Linked DNA regions of Homo sapiens: region 1 is linked to region 2. The links are chromatin loops, found by intact Hi-C in ENCODE. Cell type or tissue: gastrocnemius medialis. All regions are shown on one strand. Region 1 overlaps GTF3C5 (general transcription factor IIIC subunit 5). Region 2 overlaps RALGDS (ral guanine nucleotide dissociation stimulator).

The links. Hi-C counts contacts between places; a loop is a spot of excess contacts. Peaks named below come from ENCODE experiments on the same cell type or tissue, not always from the same donor. Only the 100,000 strongest peaks of a DNase experiment are listed, where the experiment ranks them.
Region 1: it touches region 2 in a loop (3.0-fold over the local background); 27 of 110 quality-filtered maps call a loop at or near these places.

The regions. Positions count from the first base shown.
Region 1 is chr9:133,040,026-133,042,525 of GRCh38, forward strand. GTF3C5 (general transcription factor IIIC subunit 5) reads left to right here. Exons shown (of 11, transcript NM_012087.4): 2 at 2,062-2,281. Among named protein-coding and RNA genes, the nearest start is that of GTF3C5, 10 kb to the left of the region's middle. In gastrocnemius medialis, a CTCF peak has its summit at 1,041 (motif pointing right); a DNase peak (open chromatin) is centred at 1,076; H3K27ac peaks cover 763 bases.
Region 2 is chr9:133,102,329-133,104,828 of GRCh38, forward strand. It overlaps RALGDS (ral guanine nucleotide dissociation stimulator), which reads right to left. Exons shown (of 18, transcript NM_006266.4): 10 at 1,935-2,003; 11 at 1,419-1,505; 12 at 902-934; 13 at 451-572; 14 at 148-243. Among named protein-coding and RNA genes, the nearest start is that of RALGDS, 18 kb to the right of the region's middle. RefSeq lists an enhancer at 1-73. In gastrocnemius medialis, CTCF peaks have their summits at 1,026 (motif pointing right) and 1,236; DNase peaks (open chromatin) are centred at 1,083, 1,413 and 2,043; H3K27ac peaks cover 1,528 bases.

The DNA of each region.
Region 1 (2,500 bases), 62 kb before region 2:
TCTTTTATATTATTCTCTTGATTTATGGCTTTGACAGAATCCTTACTCTCGCTAACCTCAGGGATTATTACAGTGTGAGCACTTTGGGAAGGGACCTTCCTTACTCATTCACTCTTCTCATGTTTCTTGAGCACCTCCCCTGTGCCAGGCCTACGTTTGGGTTCATTCCCGCCCCATCGGGACTCAGAGGTGTGTGTTTTATGAGGAGGAGATTCCTGAGAACCAAGTCTTCTTCATTCTCTCCCGAGATAGTTCCTGATCACTTCCTAAGGGACAGACCCTGTCCTGGGTGTTGGGAACCAGCTCACTAGCACGTAGGTGACCTTGTCCCAGTTCACGTTGTTGGTGCTTTCATATGCACACATCCAGTGCTCGTTGTGACCCAGCATTGGGCAAGTATTCATTCATATGTACGTGGCACATATTGAATGTCTACCATGAGTTAGGCACCAGGAGCTGTGCTTTATAGATATTTAATCATAACAGTCGTATGACATAGATGCTATTCTTGGGGTTTTTAAGGAGAGGGACCAAAAAGAGTGTTGGTATTCAGTTTCATGTGCTTGGAAAGCTAGAGGTAACAGCAAGTCAGAGCCCAAATGGTTGTTACTGATTGATTTAATCTCATTTGGACCTCGAAACATTTGCATATGAGACTAAATACCAAGACCCTTTATGGTGGGTAGTTGTTAGAGTAGGTAACCCTAGACAAGCCACTCCACCCCGCACCAAGCCTGAGTTACCTCCAAGATTGTGGGTGGCAAGCCACCCAGGTGCTGAGGCAAGAGACCGAGGGCATGAGCTGTTCCAGTATAATAAAATACATAAAACAACAAGTTATACTAGATCTAGATCATAGACATGATTATATATGAATATCATTAATCATTAGTTTGTAGGAATTACTCTTTATTCCAATATTATAATAATCCTCGCTCTATAATCATAACCTAAGAAAAACCAGGTCATACAGAGATAGGAGCTGAGGGGACATGGTGAGAAGTGACCAGAAGACAAGAGTGCGAGCCTTCTGTTATGCCCAGACTGGGCCACCAGAGGGCTCCTTGGTCTAGCAGTAACGCCAGTGTCTGGGAAGACGCCTCTTGCCAAGCGGACCATGGTCTAGCGGTAGCATCAGTGTCAAGGAAAAACACCCGCTACTTAGCAGACCTGCAAAGGGAGTCTCCCTTTCCCTGGGGGAGTTTGGAGAAGACTCTACTCCTCCACCTCTTGTGGAGGGCCTGACATCAGTCAGACCTGCCCGCAGTTATCCGGGGGACTGTCTCCCTGTGATGCTGTGCTTCAGTGGTCACGCTCCTAGTCCACCTTCATGTTCCGTCCTGTACGCCTGGCTCTGCCTTTTAGATAGCAGTAGTAAATTAGTGAAAGTACTAAAAGTCTCTGATATGCAGAAGTAATGGCATAAGCTGTCTCTCTCTCTCCCTCTCTGTCTGCCTCGGCTGCCAGGCAGGTAAGGGCCCCCTGTCCAGTGGACACATAACCCACGTGACCTTACCTATCATTGGAGATGACTCACACTCTTTACCCTGCCCCTTTTGCTTTGTATCCAGTAAATAACAGTGCAGCCAGACATTTGGGGCCACTACCGGTCCCCGCATTTTGGTGGTAGTGGTCCCCCGGGCCCAGCTGTCTTTTCTTTTATGTCTTTGTCTTGTGTCTTTATTTCTGCAGTCTCGTCTCCACACACAGGGAGAAAAACCCACCGACCCTGTGGGGCTGGTCCCTACAAAGATAAGGGTGATAGTATCTCCCCTCAAGTGTTGCCAGAAGGACCAACTAATGCCCCACACCGAGCAGGCACTTGATGGATGATGGCATTTACTTAGAAGGAAGGAGACGATTCTCATTTTTTCCACCAGATAAAAACTAAGATACATGGGTTTAAAAAATGGGCCTTTTGGGAATTAAGGGCCCAGAATGAAACATGAGCCTCCTGGCCTTTCCTGGATCACCGTCAGGCTTTTATTGAGAGAGGAGCAGCTCCCCACTGGCTGCTTGGCTTGTCATTGCTTCACTCTGTCTCCTTTGGCCTTGCCACAGATCTACGCAGACCCCACCAAGAGGCTGGAGCTGTACTTCCGGCCCAAGGACCCATACTGCCACCCAGTGTGCGCCAACCGCTTCAGTACCAGCAGCCTGCTGCTCCGCATCAGGAAGAGAACGAGGCGGCAGAAAGGGGTGCTGGGCACTGAGGCCCACTCCGAGGTCACATTTGACATGGAGATCCTTGGCATCATCTCCACCATTTACAAATTTCAGGGTAACTGAAATCTGCTCTTGCAATGTCTGGTTATTTCAGGGCTGGCCATCCTAGCTGCCTGCAGGAGCTGTGTGGGTCATCTGCACCAGTGGAGGGGGCCAGGATATGCCCAGGGGCTGTGGGGACACAGCAGGGCACAGGCCCCATCCAGGAGGCAGCCTTTCTTCCCTCCAGCCAACAGTTCCCCAGAGACTGCAGGTTCATTGCTGCCCAATCTTC
Region 2 (2,500 bases):
GTGAGGGGACTCATCCCAGTCTCAGGGCCAGTCAGCAGCAGGGTAGGATTCCAGGGCCAGCCTCCCTGACTCCCTGAGCCCAGGCTCAGCCCTGAAGCTTCTGAGCCCCAAGGCAGCTGCCCCTACCACCCTTGGCCAGGCCCTTACTCGCTCCAGCGCTTGACAATGGCTGTGTTCTTCTTGGTCCTGAGGGTGTTGCTGGCTGACTCGGATGGGGGCTCCAGCTCGCACGACAGGTTGTAGCTATGAGCAGAGGGGCAGTGGTGTGACAACCAGGGGCCATGCTCCGGCCTTCCCCCAGCACCTGCCCAGAAGCTGGAGTCGGGGTGCCCCGGCCATCCTCAGGCAACAGGGGCTGAGGCTGACCATGGGTCATAGCTGCTGGCCCTCTGGAGCTGGCCCCCTAGGACAGCCTGCCCCCACTGTCCCCATTTGCTGCCCCGGCCTCACCTCTCAGTCTCGCTGAGCCGCTCCACGGCCCGGAACCAGGCCCCAAATTGCTCATCTGGCGCGATGCTGTAGTTGTTGCAGGCCGACTGCAGCAGCTTGATCTGGGCGATCACCTCGAACTCCTGGGGCCAGAGGGAAGCACAGGGCGGTGACAAGGCCCCCCGGGCAGCACAGGGGCCAGTCTCTGGGTCTTTGTTCTTGGGGTCCCTTCCTCCCCTCTACTCCCATCCAGGCCTTCCTGTTCTCAAAGTTGGGCTCAGCCACTCCCCAGGAGGTGGTCCTGGATTATAACCTCCTACCCTCACCCTCCAGTGGGAGGGGACCCCCTTCTCTCTGTGTCCAAATGTCCCATGTCCCATGAATCTAAGGAGAGGGTAGGAGTTGAAATGTCCTACCCTGGTGGGTCTGTTTTCCACCCCTCCCCAAGTCAGGGCTGCCTGCAGCTGCTTACCTTCCTCCTCTTCTCAAAGTTGATGAGTCTGCCCTGGAAGGTGGACACCCAATGGCCGTCAGAAAGTGACCCCTTGACCATTACAGTCTCCCCACCTCATGCTGCACTATCAAGAGTGCCCACCAGGGGGCAGGGCACGCACACCCCTGGATTGAAGCCGGTGCTGGGCACCAGGGCAAGGGGACATGCGGGCAGAGGCTTGGGGACTTCTTGTCCAGCACTCTCGGAGGACAATGGACTGAGGCCTTGGGTGAGAAGGCCCTGCTCAGCCACCACGTGCCGCCTGACCGCTGAGGGCCTGGCTTCCCTCTGTGCTCAGGGTCACTGCCTGAGGGATGGGCTGTGTCCCACTCAGCCAAACCCTGCTGCAGCTCTGTGTTTGGGCAGCCCTGGGGTGTCACCAGCAGGGCACTGAGCTGTTTACTCATTGCTGGGACAGGTGTGGCAGCCCAGCCCCCAGGGCTCAGGGAAGGTCTCTCCTCCCGGGCCCTACTCCAGCCCCGCCCGGCACACTCACATACAGATAGTCCTTCATGGCAGTGTCCAGCATCACCAGGTCGGTGAGGAACGTGCCCAGGTAGGGAACGGTGCCCTGGATGATGCCCTGTGACATTGGGGTAGGAGGATGAGCAAGGCCCCTCCCCTGAAGGCTTTCTCAGCCCCCAGCCCCAACTGGTCTCACTTGGAACAGCTGGGGGACCTCTGGGGGCCTCCTGGGGCCCACTGTCTCCCTGGACCCCAGACTCCCTCTAGCCATCTCCCTGGCTGGCATCTGGGAAATGCCAGGTTCCCAAGTCGTGTGGCCCCTGGCCCTCCCCAGCCCCACACCCGCCTGAGCCGGCTCTGCCAGGCCTGTCCTTTCGTGGCTGCAGCTGGTCTTCCCAGATACCAGCTGATCCAGGTGTGGCTCTGCTAGGGTCCAGAGGAGGCTACCTCTAATGGGGCCCATAGGCACCGTGGCTAGAGAGGAAAGGGCCCTCCTCCCTACCCCCAGGCCAGCCCCCTGCCCCTCCGCGGCCTTGGGCACTCTCACCGTCTCCTTCGGCCGTTTCTGGGCTCTCTTGGGGTTCATCTCCAGGGTGGCAAACTTGGAGGTGCCCTCCTGCCAGGGTAGAGGACAGGGTCAGCAAGGCCCTATCCCCTCAGCCCTCAGGCACCCTGACCTGGGGTGCTGCCAGTGTGGTCGGGTTCCAGGGCTGACCCTGTATCAATACTCACTAGTGTGGGGTCCTGGGCCGGTGGCCTGGCCTTCCTGAGCCTGCCTCCCCCTCTGGAAAGTGCGGATGAGAACTCCGCCTGCTGCATGGTGCGGTGGCTCACGCCTGTAATCCCAGCATTTTGGAAGGCCAAGGCAGGTGGATCACTTGAGGTCAGGAGTTTAAGACCAGCCTGGCCAACACAGTGAAACCCCATCTCTACTAAAAAATACAAAAATTACCTGGGTTGGTGGTGCACACCTATAATCCCAGCTACTTGGGAAGCTGAGGCAGGAGAATCCCTTGAACCCAGGAGGTGGGGATTGCAGTGAGCCGAGATCACGCCATTGCACTCCAGCCTGGGAGACAGAGCGAGACTCCTTCTCTAAACAAATAAAAAAAC